3 separate regions of the Homo sapiens genome follow, and regions 1 and 2 are each linked to region 3. The links are chromatin loops, found by intact Hi-C in ENCODE. Cell type or tissue: psoas muscle. All regions are shown on one strand. Links, peaks and the distances in the headings refer to the core of each region. The heading gives the core; the rest is flanking DNA.

Region 1 (7,746 bases), core at 1,588-6,587, 160 kb after region 3:
TGTGTTTGCGGAGGCTGGTCTGGCTGGACAGAGCAATGGGAAGAGTGGCTGGAGATGAAGATTGAGAGCTAAAAGGGAGGGAGTGAACCCAGTAGGGCCGCATAGGTTACTCTAAGGACTTAGCTTTATTCTGAGTCAGATGGGAGCCATGGCAGGATTTGGAGGCAGAAGAGGGATATGATGTGACTGAATCATGTCAGGATGCTCCTTTTGGCTGTTGAGTTGAGAACAAATTGTAGGGAGGCACGGGGGAAAGCCAAGAGACTAGTCAGGATGCTCTGCAGTGACCCAGGGAGGAATCCTGAAGAATCCTGCATAAAGGCAAAAGAGGTAGCATACCTAGCCTGCAGGAGAGCAGCCTGAACACTGATCTCTGCCTCAAAGTCATAGGTTTCTCTTCTCTCGAGGCTGGAGAAAAACAAGGCTATCAAAGCTAGTCCCCTGGGAGAATTCCTCATGGAGCAGTCCCTCAGTCACTCCCTTATTTGCTCAATCAGTCAACGAACATGGATGAAACACCCCCTAAGCAGTATGGGCTAGGCCGAGCCAGGCCAGTCTCTCCTGTCATGTAGGACTTACAGGACTTCCTGGGTAAAAGGAGCAGTGGGAGAGGTGACCTACAGACCTACGCAGTACTCATTTAGGCCCTGCGAGTTAGGGCCAGGGGCCTTGGACCAGGGCTGGCACTAGGGGTGTGACCAGCTTCCTATCGAATTCATTTCCTGGACCAGGCCAATCTTTCCCTTTGCCCTGGCCATTTCCAGGGGCCCAAGACACCCCGACTTCCACTTTCTGTGGGGGGGGGGTAGGGGTGCAAGGTGCAGGGCTGTGCCCAGCCAAGCCAGGGCTCATGAGCTTAAGAGAGGGTGGCTGGAGCAGGAGCCAATGCTGTCCCTGGCAAGGGACACAGGCCTCTTAGACCTGGGAGAGGAAGGAACCAAAGTCCCTTGGCCAATGCCTGGTGCAGGATTCTGGCTGTATGCTCCTCAGCCAGAAGGATACGGGGGTCATGGGTCACATGTTATTTAATCTACTAGCACAGGGCACAGTGCCCATGGGGCACAGCTCACCACCCTCTGTGATTATTTCACTTCACATACAATACAATAGGAAATCGTATTGGTAGTTCCAGATTTCATAAGGCCTGATAACAACAACAACAATAGCAACAATAACAAGAGTAATAGCTGTCATTTACTGAGCCTTTCTGTGTGCAGACACAGTGCTGGACGCTTTATACATATTATCTCATTTAAAGGCCACACCGAGCCAATGAGATATTTGCTATTAATATGCTCATTTTAGAGACGAGGAAACTCAGGCTCAGAAAATCTGAGTTCTCTACCCAGTGCATACAGCTAGGAAGAAGCAGAGCTAGGATTTGAACCCATCTAGGAGCACATGCTGATTTTGGTTAAGGGCGATATAACTGTGAGCCCGGAGTCACAAAACCAAGACCCCCTGTGTGCTTCTGGTGAGGATGAGGGAAGAGGATGGAAGCTCCTTTTACTAGGACTTTCGTTCCCTCCCTTTCCCCATCCTATTCCACCCCACACTGCCTTCTCCTCCCTATTTTTCTCCTCCCTCTTTGCTGTTACACTGAGGTTATGGGGGCTGGGGCAAGGGGCCCTCCATCTGCCCGAGCTAGAGATGTAAGGACTGGGGTTGAGGGATCCAGGAGGGGAAATGATTTGGCTTGAAGATCCAGGGCAGAGCAGGGGATTGTGAGGGGGGTGTCCTAGGGATGGAGGATCATGCTACAGACTTGGGTAAAGCCCCCCAAAGCTGCAGTGAGGGTCTGACCTGGCTCCAAACCACTGTGGTCTGGCTCCTTCTTGTTATCAAGGAATGATGAATTTGAGAAATTACTGGAGGGATTGGGGGAAGCAATGAGTTTCCTCATCCACACTCAGGGCAGGTCTGGGGAGTAGGGAGGCCTCCCCAAAGGCCCAAACCCCATTCTTTAACCCCGGCTCCACCCCTGCTAGCCCCACCTTCCCCAGCCCTGCCAACCTGTGATGGTGGCCACAGTAGGACAGCACTTGCCAGGAGCTCAGAGCACTGGGGGTCGGGGAGCAGCATCACAAAGCAGTTCCCACAGTCAGGCCAGTCAAGGCACAACAATGTGGAGCTGAGCTGGGGGCTATTTCTTAGGGAGCATGAAAGAGCGGCTTTCATATGCAGCCTTGCTGGAGTCGTCCTATTGCCACATTTTATACATGAAGGACTGAGGCTCAGAGAGGGGAAGTGGCTTGCCCATGGCTGAACACGCACGTAGGGAGTGGCACAGCTGGGCTTCTGGGAACTTTGCTCTGTTCCTCTGTTCAGCAGAGGAGGAACTCAGGGGAACTACCTCAGCTAGGTCTTCAGGGGTAGTCACCCACCAAGCCCTGGAGGGCATTAGACAGATGCTGTAGAGCAGAAGTACCTGGTTCAAATCTGAACTCTGCCACTATTGCATAACTTCGGGCAAGCTCCTTAATATCCCTATGCCTCAGTTTCCTCATTTTTGAAACAGATACAACAATATTGCATCATACAAACATACAAAAGCCTTTTATAGGGGAGGAAATGAATTAATATCTGGAAAACACTTGGAACTGTACCTGATACATAAGAAACACTAACTGTTCAAGATTACTTCCGTGATCCCACCTGCAGGCTCAGCCCTAAGTCTGCCACCCATTGTGACCCTGGACACCCCCAGGCCCACCCTGTTAGTCCCAATATCTAAATCCTCTCCCCTCCTCCCTATTCCCCTGCTTCTGGTCTGACCCTGATCTCCTGTCCTGGTTTTGGGCTCTGATTGGAAACAGTGCCCCAGTCCCAACCTTGTGCACCTCTGCTCTCATCTCTAGGTGACCTTTCTAGTGCCTTGGTACCTGTCCAGTTTCCTGAAGTCCTGAGGACTGCGCCCTGCCTTGCATTTGCTGGTCCCCTCTAGGGAACCCCCCACCCACTGGGGTCCTGCTACCTGCAGCCAGACCCCTTCCTGCTGCTACCTCCTCACCTATCCCCATTGCCTAGTATCACCTGCCCTTGGACTCCCTTGCCAGTTACCATGACCTCCTAGAGGACCGCAGACTTCCACGGCTCCCTAGATGGCCCTCACTGCTGACTGTCACCACAACTCTCCAGAAAGCCTGTTATGTAGGGACTTGGCCCCTATCCTATCCTGTCTGTTGAGAATGGCTAAGGAACCACACCACAAGAAAAAAGAAGTGAGAGGTTGCCTACAGCCAAGCACAAGTGCAACAGCTCAGTGCTTCGGGCAGAGTTCTGCATGCACTTGGCCCTCCAGAAAAATGTTTTGCCCACCACTGGCATTCCCTCCAATCTCCCTCCCCAGGCCCTGTCGGGGGGCGGGGGGAAGTACTCAGAGGCTGCTCCCCTGCCCTGTCAACCCGATCTAGTTTGTGCCTGGCTCCAGAAGGTGGAGGTCAAATCTCAGCCACAAAGAAGCAGGAGAGAAGAGAGACAAGGGAGGAGGAGGAAACACGAAGCGATGCGATGTGAGAGATCAGAGTCCAGCAGTGGAGAAGCTGGGGCAGGGCGGGCCCTGGAGGGGAGGGGAGGGGAAGCTGGGCCCAAGGCTATTTCTGTACAATAATACAGGGGAAGAGGGCCAAGCTGACAGGACAGTGATTAGTCTTCAGGGAGCAAAGGCGAAGACTCTGCCGGCGAGCCTGGGGCTGGAGAAGCTGGCCGAGGTCCCAGTCCGGTGGGCTGGAGCAATGATTTCAGAGGCCCGGAATCTGAGGCAAGCTGGGCCCATGGACTAGGGAGCAGGGAAGGTGGGAGCAGGACAAGGGGAGCCACCCATCCTCCCTGCCCCACCTCCAGCAGAGAAGGCTGGGAAGGCGGGTGTGAGTTGGCTTGCCCCGGCTGTCTGCCACCGTGGGGTTATCTGGCTGTGTATGGGAGCGGAGTTTCTGAAATCCACACCTCCCGGGCTCTGGCCTGTGGGGGAGATGGCGTGAGAAAGATCCAGGAACACAAGGCTCGGAAACCTCAGGCAAAGAGTCAAGGCTTCATTTTCTTTCCCACGGGATTTTCAGTCATGGGGTCCAGGAAAGGGGGTGTCAGAGGGTCACGGTGTGGGGTGGGACAGGGAGCTCACATTCATGAGGCACCAACTCTGTACCATGCCCCTTGCTAGGCATTGTCACATTGAACCCTCCTGAAAACCAGGTGAGTTAGGAGTGTTCAGACTGGCTTTGCACTGAGGAAACTGAGGTTCAGAGAGGCAGGGTGAAGCCTAACATCATGCAGCTAGAAAGTGGAAGAGCGATAATTGACCCCAGGTCTGTCCTACTCCAAGGCCCTGGCTTTGGAAGCAATATAGCAAAGTGAGGGGTTAAGAGTCTTGGCTCTAAGGCCGGGCGCGGTGGCTCACGCCTGTAATACCAGCAGTTTGGGAGGCCAAGGCAGGCAGATCACCTGAGGTCAGGAGTTCGAGACCAGGCTGGCCAACATGGCAAAACCCCGTCTCTACTAAAAATACAAAAATTAGCCGAACGTGGTGGCACACGCCTGTAATCCCAGCTACTCGGGAAGCTGAGGCAGAAGAATCACTTGAACCCAAGAGGTAGAGGTTGCATTGAGCTGAGATCACACCACTGCACTCCAACCTGGGCAATAGAGCAAGACTCTGTCTTAAAAAAAGAGTCTAGGCTCTGGTGTACGGCTACCTGGCTTTGATTCTACCACCTGTTCCCTGCCAGCTGTGTGATCTTGGGCAAGTTACTTCACCTCCCATAGCCCCAGTTTCCTTGTCTGTAAAGTGAGGCTAATGATGGTATGTACTCTTAAGATTGTTATGAGGATTAAATGAGTTGATATGTGGAAAGTGTCTAGAACAGTGCCTGGTATACCATATACAATAATCCATCCCTGATAAGTGTTTTATGAGTGTTTTACCACTGTCCTCCATGGGCTCCCTTAGATGAAGGAGTGGAGAGAGGCAAGAGAGCTGGGTTTGGGAAATACAGGGCAGAGGGTCGCTCCAATCCCTGTAGAATTTAAGTCCTCCCACATTTGGACAATAGTATCAGGCGTCTTCCAGCAGGGAGCCCGAGTGACCCAGCAATTGCACTTCTGGGAATTCATCCTAAGGAAATAATGGGTCAAGAGAGCAAAGATGTATGTACCAGGATGTTCATTGCCATGGTGTCTATTATAGTGAAAAACAGCTTGCTTACATGAATTATGGCATATTCATACACAGTCACCATTAAAAACAACAATGTGGCTTTTTCAGTCCTGACAAGGAAAGAGATCCCTGATCTAGTTGTTAAGGAAAGAAATGCAGGTAGGCAGTGCCGGGGAGAGGAGGTCTTGGAGCATCAGGGCTAGAGAAGGGAACCCATTCATATTTCTGAAGCACCCCATAATGATTTACTATGAGCCTTCACTACTTTTCTAATTAAAAGAAAACAAGCAACAAAATTATTTCCATTTTGAAAACATAATCTCACAGTCTCAGAACCTCCAGCTGGAAAGTAGTCATCTGCATGAGGCCGCTGAGGATTTCCCTGGACAGGAGAGAACTTCCCACTTGGGAGCAGGCCCAGAATTTCTTCTCCCTCCCAGCCCTTCTCCCTGCCAAGAAGCAAGGGTGGAGGGGGGGCGGTGGGGGAGCAAAAAGGCCTGGTGGAGTCAGACAAACCTGGCTTTTGCTGCTAAAACAAAGTTTCAATACTACTGGCCAACATGACCTTCCTCATTCATTCATTCATTCATTCATTCATTCATTTGACAAATATTTATTGAGCACCAACTATGTGCCTAGACTAAGTGATGAGAACACAGCAGTAAGTGAAATAGACAAAAATCCTTGCTCTCATGGAGCTCCCATTTTAGTGAAGGCAGACAGACAGTAAGCAGGACAGATACTATGGGGAGTCTATGGGATGGTGAGAAGCACTATGGAGAAAAAGAAAACAACAAGTGAGAAGGGTGAATATGGTGCCAGGGTGGAGGAGCAATGCAAAATAGAGTGTAAGGGAAGGCCTCCCTGAACAAGTGAAATGGAAGTAAACACCTAGAGCAGGTGGAGAAAGCCATGTGGAGAATTTGGAGGAAGAGCACTCCAAGCAGAGGGAATAACCAAGTGCAATGGCCTTGAGGCGGGAGGGGTGTTTGGTGTATTAAAGTAGAAAAAAGAGGCCAAGCAGGCTGAAGCGGGAATACTGAAGGGGAGAGGAGGAGTAGATTAATTTCAAGAGGAAACAAGTGTGAAAGTAGATGGGACTTGGTAAGCCATGCTAAGGCTTTGGCGTTTACCCTGACTGCCATGTGGGGCCAAGGGCAGGGTTTTGAGCAACAGAAGTGACAAGGGCTAAACCTAAGCAGGTTGTAACAGGATCACTTTAGCTGCTGTCCTGAAAACAGACGGAAGTGGGAAGGGCCAAAGAGGGAAGCAGGGGACCAATTAGGAGGCTAAGACAGTAATCCAGGTGAGAGGTGGTAGGTGCCTCACACCAGAGTGGCAGTGAAGGTGGAGAGAGCTAATTGCTACCATAGTCGCTTTCTATTCTATTCTTTCTGCTCTAGTCTGCTTTATTTCTATTCTCCCCCAACTTCACAATGAGCTGTGGCAACCACTCTTCTACAGTAAGAATAAGACGTTCAGCATGTCCCAATATAGAAATACTTTTCTTAGCCCAGCTCCACCTCAACCTGCTGCCAGGTCCCTGCCTGCTCTTGAAGCCTAGGCTTAGACTGTCATCTCTGTGAAGGCAGGGACTTTTGCCTGTTTGGTTTACCGCTGTACCTCCAGTGCCTACAACAGTATCTGGTGATTACTTGGCACTGAATGAATGGATGGATGGATGGATGGATGGATGGATGGATGGACGAACAGTGCAGTGGAAGTCTAAAGAAGGGAGCAAGGAATTAAGCCTGACGGTGGGAGGAGGAGAGGGGTGGAGATGGGTGGACACGTCTGATTTGCCTATTCAGCCAAAGCCCTAGAGAGCAATCCTTAGCCTCAGAACATACCCGCAGGCACAGGTGGGCCCTTCCTCTCTCAGCCTGGCTGACTCAATGTGGGTGTGAATGTTAGTCATCTCATTGTTTGGTCACAGGAAAAAAAGAAATCTCACTTGGGCAGGATCACTTCCATCTTAGAAGGGAAGCAACTATAGGGAAATGGAAAGAGTCAGTGGTAATGATTGAGGGACAGGAATTAGGAACAGAGAGAGTCCAAAGCTTGAGCCCATCTCAGTTCTGAAAAACCAGAAGCAATATTTTTTTCACTCTGCCCTCCTGGCACAATCCTCTTACCTCCCCCAGAACACTCATTCCCATTCAACAACATGCTTTCCCAATCTCTTTGTCGCCCCTCCTGCTGATTCTTCCCCAAGCCTCCCCACCAGCCCTCTCCTTTGAAACTCTCGCTTCATTCAGTGGAAACTCTTCTTAATCTTGAAACTATCTATAACCTCCTTTCTTAGCAATAACCTAATTCCCTGCAGGATCTATCCCCCTCATCTCTGTAGTCTGCTATAGAAGCCTCACTTTCCCTTTAACTCAAGAAGAGGGTACGCTGGCTGACTCAGTCAGATCACAGCTACACCACTTCCTTCCTATGTTATCCATGAGTATGCCATGAGCCATTATTAATGTGATCTGGAGCAGGTCTTACAAAGACTTATCAAGTATATTGCCAATAAGAGGGGTAAGAAACTATCTCACTCTACTGTTTTGTTTTGTGTTTTCCTGTTCATTGGTCATTCAGGACTT
Region 2 (7,746 bases), core at 1,588-6,587, 97 kb after region 3:
TCCCCCCACCCACCCTGACCCTGCCAACCCCTGCAACTAAACTAGGGGCCAGGAAACTACAGCCTGCAGGCCAAATCTGGCCCACTGCCTGTTTTTGTAAATAAAGTTTTATTGGAACATAGTCATGTCTATTCATTTACATGTTGTCTATGACTGCTATCATGCTACAATGGCAGAGTTGAGTAATTGTGGCAGAGACTGTAAAGCCCCAAATAATTATTATCTGGCCTTTAACAGAAAAGATTGCTGACCCTCTGCCCCACAAGGGCAGGGACAGTGTCTGTCAGTTCATTGCTGAACCCTCAGCACCCAACACAATGGCTGGTGGTTGATAGGTGGTCAAAAACAGTTGTCAAATAGTGGGTGAAATATACAAGGTCACAGAGTAAGTCCGATTAGACCCAGAATTCCTGGATCCCCAAGTATGCTCTGACCTTTGATTTCTCAGTTCTGTGTCCCTAGAGACAAGAGTGAGGTCAGATTGCTTGTGTGCTCCCAGCCTTCCCTAGAGCAGGGCCAGGCCCAGAGAGCAAGCTGACTGACTGCCCAGAGGACTAGGCCAGAGAGGAAGGCAGGACAGTGAAGCTGCTCTGAAGGGACTTTCAGTCACCTCAAGGCTGTCCCTAACACTAAGGCAGTGGTTCTCAATCAGAACTGATTTTGCACCCCAGGGGACATTTGACAATTCTTGGAGACATTTTTGCTTGTCACATATTGGGGACAGGAGAGAGGTAGCTGCTAGAGGCATCTGGTGGGTAGAGGCCAGGGTTGCTGCTAAAAATCCTACAGCCTCACACAGCCAAAATGATCTGGCCTAAAATGTCAATAGTGCTGAGGCTGGGAAATCCTGCTATAAAGTGAGGGCCCTCAGACCTGCATGCATATTAAAAACACTGGATGAGTTTTTGAAACTCACCAACATGGCCGGGCATGGTGGCTCACGCCTGTAATCCCTGCACTTTGGGAGGCCGAGGCAGGCGGACCATGAGGTCAGGAGATCAAGACCATCCTGGCTAACATGGTGAAACCCCGTCTCTACTAAAAATACAAAAAAATTAGCCGGGTGTGGTGATGGGTGCCTGTAGTCCCAGCTACTCGGGAGGCTGAGGCAGGAGAATGGCGTGAACCTGGGAGGCGGAGCTTGCAGTGAGCCGAGATTGAGCCACTGCACTCCAGCCTGGGCGACAGAGCGAGACTCCATCTCAAAAAGAAAAAAAGGAAAAAAAGAAAGAAAGAAACTCACCAACACTTGGGCTCTTGCCTAGACCAATTAGAACAGAACCTCTGGGACTGGGGCCTAGGCATCAGCATTTTATAATCTCCCCAGGTGATTCTAATGTGAAGCCAGGGTTGAGAACCTCCTCTCTGGGGGAAGTTTATAAGGACAGACCCTGCAGATATCCCCAAATCACCCAGGATGGTCTTTGCCTGAAATATTTGGCCCCACTGTCAGGCCCTGGGTCATTTCAGCAAATCTGGCTGCTATGCGTGTGGGGTATCTCTGAACACTGAGAGGGGAGAAGAGCCCTTCTCTCCCCTTCCTTTCCCTTGCCCATCTCTGAAGGAGGAGGGGTACTGTTGGAGGAGGAGGGAGGGGACTGGGGAACACAGCTGGGATTCCAATCACCTCCAACCACAAAAATCCATATCAAGCTATCTCTCCCGCTCCTCTCCTTTTCAAACTGGGCTATACAGAAGCACCCTGCTTCCTGGAAGCAGCCCAGAGGCCCCAAGCTGATGCAGAGAGAGGGGCTCAGCAGCATGGATGTTGAGGAGGAGCAGAGGGAGCCCCTGGCTTCCTGAGCTGGCCCTAGTTTGGGGAACATGTATGAATGTCCGGAGCTCTCTGTATCGCTTAAATCCAATCAACCCCTGAACTCAAGCAGGCTCCCAGGCCAGGAAAAGGAAGGTATTGGGCATGTGAGGGGAAGGTTGATTTCTTCACCATGGGACAAACTTTATCTGTCCCTCTAAAATAGCAACTCCTCAGAAGCAGACCCAGCCTGGCTCCCCTGTCCCCTCGCCAAGATGGAGCTGGGATTCCATTCCAGAGTGCGGGCCTGACCCTCCATGGAGAGCCCCACACCAGCCTCTGCTTCTCTCCTGGGCTAGGCAAGCCCCGATCACAGGTAAGGAAATTCCATTCGGCACTGCTCAGCTAGTGAGTGCTGGGAGGAGGGGAGGCCTGAGAAAGCAAGGTCAGATTTTGATGGGATTCTCTGAACACGAAGACTTCCTAAGCCCAGGGGCTGCTGGGAGTGAAGACTGGAGAGGCCACAGCTTGGCCAGAGTCTGATGGTAAAGCTGCAAGGAAGCAGGTAGGCTAGGCCAGATCTGGGCATCAAGGTGGATTCAAGCTGTTGCCAGAGGGACAGAGCAGAGGCAGAAGCGGAATGAAGCTGAGAGGCAGATTCACATGGCATAGTTATCCCTGGCAGGGTTGGGGGGTGGGCAGTACATTAAATTACAGGCAAGCTCCAGAGAGCACCTGACTTGGTGAAGGGAAAGGAAGGGGGTTGGGAAATAGCACGTGGGTAACATTAGAGTCAGACCCTGAAGCATGAGGGAGAAATCAAAGAAGAGAAAATCAGCAAGAGGATGAATGCCCAGAGCTGCATTGCATCTGGGACATGCTGCACCGGGCCTTGTGGATAGAGCACCCAGAGTGAGTAGACCAGACCTGGTGCTGAGGCCAGAGAGGGGAAGATCTGTGTGTTCACCTGGCTGAGAAATGAGACTTTATTCCAAAAGTCATGGGGGAGCTATGGCTGTACTTGAAGTGGGATAAGTGATAGGATGTGATTGGATCTGTATGTGTACATATACAACATTAGCTCCCTTCTTGATTGGAGGCTGGCTTGGGGCATGGGTGGGTCCATGACCTGAAGATGAGGGACCATCTGGAGGCTGTGCAATGGTCTGAGCCCACGAGATTGGTGAAAGAAGGCATAGTAAGTGGTGGAGAGTCACTGTGGAGCTAGACAATTTGAAAGGCAGGGTGAAGAAGACTGCAATTTGGAAACTCACGTCAGAGTTTCATTTGCTTAAAACATTCGAATGGCTCCTGACAGTCTTTGGATAAAGGTTAAACCCCTTCCAATGACCTACAAGGCCCGGGTGCTCTGGTGCCTAGGTATTTCTTCTGCCTCATCTCCAACCGGGCATGACCTCTACCTCCCAATTCTTAGCTTCAGCTCTCTCTCTTTACTGTGACTTCTTTCAGTTGCTCCACTGATCGCTGCAAGACACCTCACCCCCCACCGGCCCCTTACCTCTGGCCTTTGCATCTGCTCTTCTCTCTACCTGGGATACTCCAGCCCTCCCGCTCCCCGAACCCTGAGCCTAACTCAGTGACCCTACATGCTGGGGCTCAGTCAGCTTTCTGGGAGGTGTTCCATGATCCCCACCCCAAGCCAGAATCAGATACTTCTCTTATGGGCTCCCCCAGCCCCTTGTACTACTCTCATCTCAGCCCTTAGTAACCTGCCCAGCGATTTTCTGTTTATTCTTCTGACCAAACTGTAAGCTGAAGGAGGGCAGGGATCACAACTGACTTTCTCATTGCCAACCTCCACTTCCTCGCACAGTGCCTGGCACATGCTCAGTAAATGTGGAAGGCAGGCAGGAAGGCAGGAGGAAAGGAGGGAGGAAGGACGGAAGGGAGGGAGGGAGGAAACCAAGAATGATGCCCAGCTGAAGAATGGTGACATACCTCCTAGAGACAGAGGTTGGAATTTTTTTTCATGGGTCGTGGATGGGTGAGGGAGAGAGGAGTTTTAGTTTAGGCCCTGTTGAGCTAGAAGTATCTGAGGGTTACCCCTGTGGAGGACAGATCGAGTAGGCTGTCAACTCTGTGGGCCTGGAGCTCAGGAGAGCAGTTTAGACGGGAATGGTCTGCCGAGAGGTGAGAGCTAAAGCTGTGGGAATGAATTTGAAACTTGATGTTTTTGATTCCTAAGTAAACAGCCAGCCAAGAGCCAGTATATTTTGAAACACTGGTGGCCAAAGACGTGACAGGAAGAGGTAGAGGGAGGCGGCGGGAGGTGGCGCCCTCCCCCTGTGGGGTCGAGGGGGTTCCCTTCTCTGGAACTGTCCCAGCTGTCACACAGCTCTGCAGGGAGAGAGGGCCTTGGCTGGGACAGGAGTGGGGGCGAGGGGGTGCTGGCTTGGGAAGGAAGACTGGAGAGAATAAAGGTCCTACTGGCATCTCTGTGTTCCCCTCCCCCACCCAGGTGCCCTGAGGCTGCCTGGGTCCTTCCCCCTGCCTAGAGCCTGTGGACCCTGGTTTGCTGTTAGTTTCCCATCTCCATGGACTCAACCAACACCCCCTTCCTCACCACCTCTTCCCTGGCCTAAGGTGGCTCTGTAACTCAATGCTCCTGCTCCTTCCTTAGCTGGGCCCAGGAACCCTGCCAAACATTGTGCTTCCTGGCCTGGAGATGACTCAGGCTCCCCTCCCCAGTACCATTCCAGCCCCTAGCCTCTGAGCCATGTCATAGGCTGAGCAGGGACAGGAGCTGAGGGGCAGCTTGACTCCAGGAGCCAGGGTGCTGGGAAGCGGGCCCAGGCCCCTGCTCCTGATGCCAAGCAGGTAGCATTCCAGTAGAGAGTATAGGGAGAGACAGGGACTGTGGGTATTACAGACAAGGTGTCAGGGCTGGGGATTGCCCAGAGGTCTGACTGGCTAGTGTTCATTAGTACCCTAGGAATAAGTATGTCAATCAGTACTGATTCAGCTGCATGCTCCAGTCTTGTTTGCAGCAGGCCAGGCCTTCTCACGTCCAGTCTCAGAGTTTGTCACTGAAAACGGAGGGGCCACCCAAGGGTCCTAGGGGCTTCAGGCCCGCCATCAAATCCTGGCGTCTCCTCTTCCTTGCTGGGTGATCTGGGGCAACTAAGTCACTTTGTCTGTGCCAGCCTCAGCTTGCTCATCTGTACAATGAGGATGAGAATAATACCTTCCTCCTGGGGTTGCTGGGAGGATTAAATGAAGGAACATATGGGTAGCACTTTGTAAACAGTCAAGGGCTGTAATAGGAGGGGTGTTATATTTATCTACATGCTAGGATGGAGAAGAAGAAACAGGTGGCTCTCTGCTTCTCTGTCATCCTGGGGCACATTCCCCCATTCTTTCCAGCTGATACTATGGGATTCCTTGAGGCCTTGGCCCATGGAAGGTCAGGGCTCAGAACTTTGGTTTCATCTTTTGCTAGAGGACCTTCAGCAAGAGGCTTGCCTTTTCTGAGCCTCAGTAAGCTGTACACAGAGGGGCAAAGAAAGGGAGAATTTCTCCTCCCTCCCCTTCCCCCACAACTTCTCTCCCTCCCTGTGGCTGGTGTGGTGATCAAAGGAGAGGTTCACACAGAGGTGAGGCCCAAAGGCCCAGAGCCCTTCCCCAGATGTGGTGTGTGTGTGGTGGGGGATACAGAAGAAATGTGGACATGTGGAGGGCAGGGCCAGGGCTGGTCTGTGTGTGTGTGTGTGTGATCAAAGGAGCAGGGTGGGGTGGGGCAGGGGGTGGGGGGTGAGTTCTTTGCATTGCTGAGGGTTTAGTCCTTTCTCTTGGTTGCCTAGATGCCTTGGTATTCACCCCCTCCTCAGTGATCACCACGGGGCTGTGCCTGCAGCCCCCATTCAGGCCTAGTATGAATGAAGAGCAGGCTGGTTGGTGGCTCACCTGCCTTGCCAGCTGCCCAGGCCCCAGCCTAGCTGAGTGCCACCTTACCTTGCTGTTGCATGTGCACCCATGAGCCGCTGGCTCCCTGGACTGACTGTTGGAGGACTATACTGCCGACAGTGAGCCCATGCCCAACTATCTGAGAAGGTGTCCCACTGCCCCACTGCCTGGCTGCTGGCTTTCACTAGCCTCTTGCATGTGTGCCATTGGGAGGGTCGAGCCTCCTGGCTCAGTGTAGCAACCCCTGTGTGGCAGTGTGGGTGTGTGTAAGCCCGTGTTCTGCCCTGGGGTGGATAAGGCAGAGCTCAGCTCTGCAGCCTGGGGCCTCCTCCAAGGGAAGATGGAAGCAGAAATAGCAGCTTTGTTCTGGAGGAGAGGAAGAAAGATGCAGGCCCTCCTGGGCCCACTCCAGTGTCCCAGGGGCTCTGGCTGCCAGCTCAACCAGGAAATGTGCCTTCTAAACAATGCCCAGGCCAGCCTGTCTTGAGCCCTACTTCCCATCCTTGGTCAGAGTCCTGGGGGAGACGCCTCTGACCATTGTTCCGAGGGACAGCTCATCAGGGTCAGGCCTAGGCCAAGCTGGGTCCACAGACCCCACACCCTGGGAGGAGGCACATGATGTCCCAGAGAAGTGGTTCCTCCAGCCTTTGTTCTTGGCTGGGCAGGAAGCCACACGTGACACCATGGTTTGGGGTGGGGAGTAGGGGAGAGGCGAGCTTTGGGGTAAACAGTTTTCCTTTTTATTTCCCTTGGGAAGGGTTTATGATGGGGGTAAACTGAGGTAGAGAACAGACACTTGGCCCAGGATCATGACAGAGTTAGAACGGTACCACAAACTGGAAGGGACCGCAAAGTGGACTTAGTTAGGCTCCATGGGGGCAGGGACTTTGTCCTGCTGTATCCTTAGTGCCTGGAACAATGCCTGGTACATAGGAAGTGCTCAATGCATCTTTGTTGGAAGTAGGAACCCCTCTGCTTTCCCATCTGGTGCTCCACTCACGTGATTGAAGGTTGCCAATGCTTATAGTGCTCTGGAGTCGCAGACAAACCTGGCTTCCAATTCTGTCCACATCACTTTTTAGCTGGGTGACCCCAGGACTCAGTTTTCTTATCTGTGTGATGGAAACAGTTATTCCCACCTCTGAGTTGTTGGGAGAATTTTTTGGAGACAGCTTTGGTAGCTTTCCAGGCACATGGTAGGTACTCCTTCGTTGTAAGTTCTCTTCCCGTTTCTTCTCACCAAGTCTTCTCTTTTCCAGGCTAGACAGCCTGGCTCGGCAGTCACAGACATTCCTTATTCTCTCAATGAATCCTCACAAAAGGCCCTGTCAGGTGTGGTACAGTTAATATCCCCATCTTACAGATATGGAAACTGAGGCCTGATGAGAGAGATTCTGGCCATGCAGTAAGTGGTGTAGTCAGGATTTGAACAGCGTTCTGTCTGGCTACTCGTCTTTTTCTCTAACATAACACTTGATCTACCCATTGATAAATCGCTTACGCCTCATACTCTAGCCATGTGACCTCAGGCACCTCACTACATCTCTATGATCCTCCCTTTCTTCAGCTGTCCAATGGGTTAATCATCCCAAGTCCCCCAGCCTTGATGACAATCCAGGGGGCTGGGGTATATCTGCCATTGTTTGCCTTTCCCTTGCTTCTCTCTGAGTGATTGGCAGACAGCAGGCCTCTGAATGCCATCCTCCCCAGCATTCTTGGCAAGGCGGCTGAAACTCCAGCACTTTTGCTCTCTTTCCAGGAAGCATATCTGAATGCAAGTGAGTGAGCAGGACATTATTAGAGGGATAACATTGGGTCAACTCTCGTTTATTAAAACAGCAGTAAATCATTTCTTACAACTATTATTAGCAACAAATGACTTTTGACACACTGTGCAATTGATTGTGACACACCAGTAGGTCATGACTCCTCAGGGAGAACTGTTGGTATTTCTGATAGTTCTTTTGGGAATGTGTAAAGTCCTATGGAAACGCAAGCAACGATTAGTATTGTTATAATAATTATCATTGTTCTTAGTCTGGAAGGCATGTAGTGTAAAGGTTAAGATC
Region 3 (7,497 bases), core at 58-5,057:
TGTGACCCCCCGGGCTTCCCACCCCCTGCCTCTGCACGTCTTGGATGAAGTCGAGGTGGTCGCACAGGCGGAGCTGGGGAGTCCGGGCGCCCGAGAGCGCACCGGAGAACTGAGTGGAGGCGAGAACGCAGCTCCCTCCGGGGCCCCTGGGAACGTGGTGATTTTCGCCGAGAGCCGCTCCAGGAGCGAGCTTGACTCGGGCGAGGGACGAGGCCAGAACACGGGTTCCTCGTTTGCGTAGCTGTGGAGGGAACACAGAGCGGGACCCGGCGCTTGGGGTGGGTGGCAGCGCCAACATCCCCACTCGGGCTTCTCCCATTTTCATTTCTCTTTCTTCCCTGTTTTCCTCCCTGGCTTTTTGCTTTGCTGTCTCTTTTTGCCCCCCGCCCCTCCTTTCTCCCTGCCGGAGCGGTAGAAAGGCGGGCGCTGCTCCCAGGCTCACAAAGGCAGCGGGTGGAGAGGGGCGGAGTGGGAGAGTGGTCGTTGGGTAGTGGGGGTTCGAACCAGTGCCCGTCAGGGGTCCAATGGAGCCGGTAACAGAGCTTCAAGGGCCCGCCAGGGCGGAGAGTGGCGGCCGAGCTGTTGAGGGAGGTGGGTGGAGAAGGAGCGATTCCTGCCCAGGCAGGTCCCCTTGGCCCCCGAGTCTGTCCCCCAGATTGGGAAGCTGTGCTTAGTTTTCCCCAAGGGGTTGGGGCGGGGAGTGGGCAGCTATATAAAGGACATCCTTTCTTTTCTTTCTTCTCCTTCCTCTGCACAACTACCCCACCACCACCACACACACAACCCCTCCAAACAACACGCACACCTTTCAGGGCGGTGGCTCAGTGGTTTCTGGGCTTTTAGTGGGAAGTCGCTGGGGCTGTTGTAGTGACCTCTGGACCTTCTCTTTTGGCATCCAGGACTCAGGTTGGAACCAAGGGTCAAAATTGCCCTTCCTCTCAATTTTCTGGAGGTCCCAGCAATGTGCGAACAACCCCACTTAGCAGGAAACTGGGGAGCTTTGACCTGCTCCATCCGTGATCACTGATTCCTGTATCTCAAATTTCTTCCTGTCCACTCTTGCTGCCCCACGCCGCCTCCCCCCCAGCCCCGCCCTGCCCCGGGTAACTTCCCAGGCTCCTGCCTACCTTGGCCTCTTGGGTCCCAGGGACGTTTGATCTCTCAGCCCTGGAGTAGGAGAAGGCAGCTTTAGTTTTCTTCTCCTCGATTAAGGTAGAGTCCTATTACTGGTTGGTGGGATGGCTAAACCAGGGTTGGGGTGGAGGGCTCTCCCTGGGTACAAGGAAAGGGATTGGCAAGAATTTCTTTCCTACCCAGAAGCCAAACGGGGTACAACACTCTCCTAACAGCAGGGGCTCAAAATGCTCTGGGAGCTCTGGGCTGCTTGAGCCCAGGGGGGAACGTTGTGAAGTGCTCAGTGGTTGTGAAGTGCTCAGTGGTTGTGAAGTGCTCAGTTACCCTGGTAAGGGTGGAGGCTGGAAATGTTCTGTCTTGAGCCAGGAGAGTTGAAATCCGCCTGGGGTAGCCCATCATAGGGGCTCATGGGAGTGACCTAATTGCTCTCTCGGGTCTCTAACCAGAGATAGCATGCAGCTCCACAGCTGGAAAGGAGCCCTCCTGCAGAGTTGGGGGTGCTGGAAGAAACACGATCTGTCTGTGCTTCCCCCTTTTTGTGCTCAGAGACTTTAGTGCTCTGGACTGGCTTACAGGTTTTGGGGGGTGGTATCCTCTCTGACCCCCCTCCTCATCTACCTCAAGCTGAGGGCAGGCATTGTGGGGTGAGGATGGGGGGTGGCTGAAGACTCTCTAGAAACTGTCCGAATTCCATTCTGTAATTGGGTAGATCCTGGGAAGGATCAGAGACTGATCCTGGTGCACCCTCCTTCCATCCAGGCTCAGGGGTCTGGAATGCAGCCACTGTCTACATGTGTTGGCTCGGGGTGGTGGGGGCAAATGGACAGGAAGGAGGCACTGCCCTCAGCTCTCCTTGAGCTTTGGGGGCTGCTTCTGCCACCGCGCCCAACCCTCAGGCTGCCACAGCCTTTCAAATAAACAGTCCCTCTCTGTCTCCCTCCCTCTCTGCCTCCTGCCCGAGTTCTCCTCTCAGGCCCGTGTCAGTTCGCCCTCTCATACCCTCCGCGAGCAGCGCTCACTTCCCCTCTCCAGCTAGGCTCGCCTGCTCTGCCTTGCTCTCACACTCCCTCTCACTCTTAGTCACTCTCTGCCTCTTTTTCTCAAGTCCTTTTGTTTCTCGCACATGCCCGTGCTCTCCCTCTCAGGCTCATTTTCTCTCTTCCTTCCCCTCTTCCTCTCCTGGCTTTTGGTCTCTCTCCTCAGCCCTGTCAGAAGCTGGCAACCCCCCTCCCAAAAAAGAAAATCTCCCAGTGCCTATAAACCCTGCTTAATTGCTTCCTTCTTGGGAAAAAAAAAATCAAAATAAAAGAAGTGGTGGGGCTGGGGGTCCGCTTCCAGGTTCCAAGGTGCGTGCGGCCCGGCCCCAGCCCTGACTGAGAGGGGAAGCGGGAATGGCTGGCCCAAGACTCCCAAGCCTCTTTCCCAAATTGGTGCTGGGGCCTTCTGGGATGCTAGTCCCTGAGTGGCAGGAGCTTCTGCCTCCTTGGCCCCTCCTGTCAGATTTGCCCCATGAGCGCAAGGTGGGGGGATGGGTTTGGTCCTGCTAGAGTTTTTTTTAGGAACCTCTGTGTGTGCGTGTGTGTGTGTGTGTGTGTGTGTGTGTGTCTGAGTTGGGGGGCTGTTATCTAAATGGTCCTAGGCGACCCCTCCCGCAGCCTCTTCCCCTGGGAACTTGGGGCAGCCGGCAGGCCTCACACTTGAGTCCTCAGCCAAGTCCAGCTGCTGCAGTTCAGTCTCTCAGTCCCGTCCTGACCCCTTCCTGCCCCCCACTCAGGTTCCCCCACCTCCAGGGAGTCAGAATGTGCCTGAGATCACATTACAAACATTCCCTACAAGGGGGTGGGGGTGGGGGGGTTCAGCTTGGCATCCAGGACCCTTGACTCCAGCATGGGTGGGGGCAGCTGCAGACCCCAACCCATGCTTGCCTGCTCCAAGCCAAAGTGTTGGCCCCAGCCCCACACAGCTGTTCTAGCTCACAGTCCTGGGGAGGCCAGCTCAGGGGGCCCTTTTCCGGGGTGGTTAGGGACCTGACCTCTTCTACTTTGTGGCTGATTGGCCACAGGTGGGAGCCTGAGAGTGATGGGAATCCAGCAGCTCCTAAAGTCCCCTGTTCCCCTGCCTCCCCTCTCCCACATAGGGCAGCCAGGCAAGGGCAAGAAGGACCTGTGAGGCTGGGGTGGGGACTGAATCAAGGGTTCCCTTTCTTCCCTTGGGCTCTCTGTTGTCTCATCCGCTCAGGTGAATGGGGATGCGTGGGCCCTGGATACTATGGTGCATCACTGTTTTCTGGGGTTAGGGACTAAAGGAGATAGAGTGGGCCAGCCAGGAGGCTGCTAGTTGCCATGGGAACACCAGGTTTGGGGGAGAGTCCACTCTGTGACTATTAGAGGAGCTGAGATACGGGGGTGCTCACCAGCCACATTCTGGGTTCCTTACCCCGCAGACCATAGCAGCCCCTCTTGGGCGTGTTTCACGATCATTGTTTTGGGTCAGGGTGCTAGCAGCCAGGAATGTAAGCTCCTTCAGCTTTTTACTTCTAAATAATGCTGTGTTTGGCATGCTAACTAATAGGCAGGCGGCACCTTGCTACTTACAATGCATTCTCATATATGATCTCATCGAATGCTCCCAACAACCCTGGGAAGTAGGTATTGGTCCCATTTTCCAGATAAGAAGGCATATGCCCGGACAAGGGAAGTGACTTGTCTAAGGCCAGTCAATGACTTGCCTATGGGGGCAGAGCTGTGTTGTGTGCCATTCATTCCTGCTGCCTTGAAATGTAGGAGAGACAGGAATTCAAGGTGGGGTTTGGGAAGAGGCCCTGGCTCCCTGCCCCTGAGTTCCCCTCTTACCTCGCAGGTGTGCAAGCATCTGTCCCTGTGACTCAGGCCCTGTCTGTGTGGGGTGAGCAGTGCTCCAACTTCCTCATTTGACTTTTCTAGGCCTACCTTCCAGGGCTGACTGCTTGGGTGACCTGAACTAAAGGCAGCCAACTCACTGCCTGGCACACTCCCTGCGGAGCTCTGAGTGGCACCTTTGGTTCCTCTCTGAGCTAAGAATCTCTCTTCTCAGGGACCCCACAGAAAGCAGACATCGACATCGAGGAGGGGGGGTATTAAATTCATAATGGACACGAGCCTTAGCCAGGTGGGGCAGAGGGAAGGGCATAGTTCAGTGTAGATGGGGAGGGTGACTTCCTCCAGGACTCTCCTGGCTTCCCTGCCTCTGACAGAGCTGTGTGTGCCAGGACCCAGCTGCTGTTCCTGCCCACCCACGCCTGGGCGGGCACTGCTGGGACATGCCAGGCCTGCTCCTGCCAGCCTCGGGGGCTGGGTGGAGCTGGGGGAGTTAAAGAGGAGCCTTTAATTTGGGGGCTCCCCACCCTAGCTGGGATGAGAACAGACTTGAGCTCTGGCTTGGGGTCTGTCCTCCATTGGTCTTGCCACCCTGGGAGGTGCAGGTGCAGTGGTCGTGGGGTCACTGAATCGAGGTTGAGGCTAGAGGCTTCTACCAGACTTGGGCTTGCATGGCCTAGAACCAGGCTCCCCCTTTGGTCATTCTCTGACCACAAGTTGCTAGAGCCTGAGAGCAGGGTGACAGGGAAAGAAGTATAGACCTGGTGGGATGTGGGCAGCTTTCTGGGCAAGACCCTCCTAGCTGCAAGCTCTCCCTGCCCCCTGTAAATTGTATTCACATGGGTGGAGAAGGGCTTATCCGGAGAAAACAAGGAGGGGGCTGTTGGTTAGTTGGTTTCTGGCCAGTCCAGGGCCTTGGAGGCTACTGTCCCCAACCCCTTCAGGCTTTTCATATCCCAGGATTCTTTGTGGCAGTGATGGCATCGTGGTGCTTCTAAGCTAGGTAGAAAGGCTGAAGGTAGAACTTGGGTTAGGGTAGAGGGGGAAGAGCTGGAATAGCTTAGGCCGCCTCCCCCAAGTCCTTTTACTCCCTGGGGTGGCGCCCTGGGGTCCCAGGGCTATCTGAGGCTGGAGAGGGAAGGCCTCAGGGGTTACCATGGTGACCTGCTTCAGGCTTCCTGCTGAGCCATGTCAATCCCTTTATTTTTCAGAAAAGGGCTTTGTCTGGGGGTGGCCCCAGACAGAAAAGCTTGGCTTGGTCCTAGGGTGGGGGGAAGTAAGGTGGAGGATAAAGAGTTTCACTTCGGGATATCTCTTCCTCCTCTTCCCTTACTCCTACTCCTAATCTGGTAAGAGGGGAGAACTGTAGGGTCCCCCTTTAAAGTATGACTAGTGTTCTACCTAGCTTTGGCCTTCACTCTCACTGGCTATACACCCATCCCTTATGGCCCGTTACCACTCTCTTGAGCTTCTGACAGGTCAAGACGAGGTTTGCCCAGTGGTCGGGAAGATGCTAAGGTTACCAGTATGGGGGATCAGGGTCAGGGAAGGCGGGTCTCATCAGGCTCCGCTCCCTTCTGCACTTCAGGGGAAGGTGAGTTTCCCTCTGCCAGCTGCCATGCAAATGAACTAATGAATATTTATGAAGTCTGTTCACTGAGGTTGAAGAGACTCTGAGGGGTTTTGGGGGCAATAGTTCTCTCTTCTCCCCCCTCCTCCATCATGTAGACATCTGTTTCCTCAATGCCTCTGGCTTCAAGGTAGAACCCCAATTAGCTAGAAGCCCTGTTCCAATTCCAGGGCTCTGGAACCTGGGTGGCAATGGGAGACTGCACTTGGGGTAGACAGGACTCCCTGGTGAGTAAGCCAGAACCGAGTGGTTAGAAAGCTGAGCTGGCCTGTCTCCCTTTCCGTGCCCTCTATGTAGCTGCATATATATGTGTTGTTAAGATGCAACAGTACAAGGATTCAGGTAATGTTTTAGGGCCTCTTAGACCCATCGGGTTATTGTCCTGGGTAGGTTTAGACCCCTCTTTTCAATGGGAACATTCATCTGATCATTCATTCCCTCACATGAAGGGCCTGGACTCTAAGGTTCCTGCTGGCTCTAAGATGTGAGCAGTTGTCTAATCCTGCCATCTGGATGGAACCGTTGTGAGCACTGGAAAGGGAAAAAATGCCTGGAGAATTCTAGAGGCTTTGGGGAAACTTGTTGGCTTTGTATGGTGCATGGGACAGGGGTATTCCATCTGAAATGTTTATCCAGGCTTCCATCCCATGCCTACTTCCTTTCTGGGCCCTCTATAGTTAGGTACCAGTGGGGAGGCCATCTCATTCTGGCTTTTACCCTCCTGCACATCAAGATGGCAGCTCCCAATTTGGTGGAGCCTCACTCGACATGGAGGAAAGGCTGCTTTTCTTCGTCCACTTCATCCATGTGGTCAGTTTCCCTCTTCGCCTACTTGGGTATCATTTCCCTCCCTCAGATGAGGACACAGGTTTGGCATTGCAAAGGCATTTGCCCAGAGTTCCCAGTAGGCCGGTATTGCTTGTAGTACCTTTGGTGTAATGGGCCCTCAGGAAATGGAACCACTCTTTTCTCAGATGATTGTGGTAGCCTGTGAACTGGTGCATGACACTGTCAGCTTCATTCTCTTTAAGCACTGCCTGAAGCCTTCCATTGTCCTTCCTGCTCTGAGAGCCTGTCTCCAATGGGATGAAACCCACCCTGCTTGCTGTGACCCTTGAAGCCTTTCAGTCTGGCCCCAGGTGAACTTTTCACCTCTTCTTCTGTTTCTCTCTTCTCACTCCCAGCCAAGCTGGACCAATCACTGGCCTGGGCTTTGTGTTGTAGCCACTGCTGTCTACTGTCTCAGTGTGTTGACTTCTTATTCCTCACCTAAGACCCACTTTCATCCTGCCTTTCCTGTGGATACATCTCTGACCATCCTGGTCAGATGAGCTATCTCTTTCTTCTCCCTGCCTCCAGCCCTTGCTGCTTGAATCATCATCCTCACACATACCTACAGATAGCCTGGTGTTGTCTATCACTCGAGTATGGGTTATTTACTTTTCTGACCCAAACTGGACAGTAAAGTCCTTGACGATGGAGCCATATCTTCTCTTCCTGTTTCCCCTCCAAAATATGAGAGTGAGCTCATAGGTACTTAGTGTTAGTATCTGACCTCCTGCCTCTTGGGAGACTGCTTCTAAGAGGCAGTCAAACATGTTGAACGCCTATTGTGTGCTAGGTGTTCTCCATGTGCTGCCTTGTCTCCCCACCACAATATTGGAAGGTAGGGGCTCTTGCCACCCCCACTTTACAAGAGAAGAAACTGAAGCTCAGAACAGGCAGCTCATCCAAGGTCACAGAGTTAGTAAGGGCCTAGCTTTGGAATCTGATTCTAAAGTCTGTGTTCTTTCTCCTACATGGTTCTGCCTTGCTCTCAGCACCAGCCCATCCAGTCTCAGAAATGGCCAATGGAGCACCATTTTCTTTCTGTGTGCT

The links. Peaks named below come from ENCODE experiments on the same cell type or tissue, not always from the same donor. Only the 100,000 strongest peaks of a DNase experiment are listed, where the experiment ranks them.
Region 1: a loop joins it to region 3, with 3 times the contacts of the local background. A loop is called at or near these places in 20 of 110 quality-filtered maps.
Region 2: it touches region 3 in a loop (3-fold over the local background); 22 of 110 quality-filtered maps call a loop at or near these places.

Annotation. Positions count from the first base shown.
Region 1 is chrX:68,992,545-69,000,290 of GRCh38, forward strand. No RefSeq gene overlaps it. Among named protein-coding and RNA genes, the nearest start is that of EFNB1, 170 kb to the left of the region's middle. In psoas muscle, for the core only: no CTCF peak of the experiment used is centred there; DNase peaks (open chromatin) are centred at 3,737 and 5,587; H3K4me3 peaks cover 380 bases; H3K27ac peaks cover 669 bases; H3K27me3 peaks cover 2,017 bases.
Region 2 is chrX:68,925,299-68,933,044 of GRCh38, forward strand. No RefSeq gene overlaps it. Among named protein-coding and RNA genes, the nearest start is that of EFNB1, 100 kb to the left of the region's middle. RefSeq lists a silencer at 4,321-4,524. In psoas muscle, for the core only: no CTCF peak of the experiment used is centred there; DNase peaks (open chromatin) are centred at 4,433 and 6,307; H3K27ac peaks cover 513 bases.
Region 3 is chrX:68,830,103-68,837,599 of GRCh38, forward strand. All of the region lies in intron 1 of EFNB1 (ephrin B1), which reads left to right. Among named protein-coding and RNA genes, the nearest start is that of EFNB1, 4.8 kb to the left of the region's middle. In psoas muscle, for the core only: no CTCF peak of the experiment used is centred there; DNase peaks (open chromatin) are centred at 175 and 2,129; H3K4me3 peaks cover 2,596 bases; H3K27me3 peaks cover 331 bases.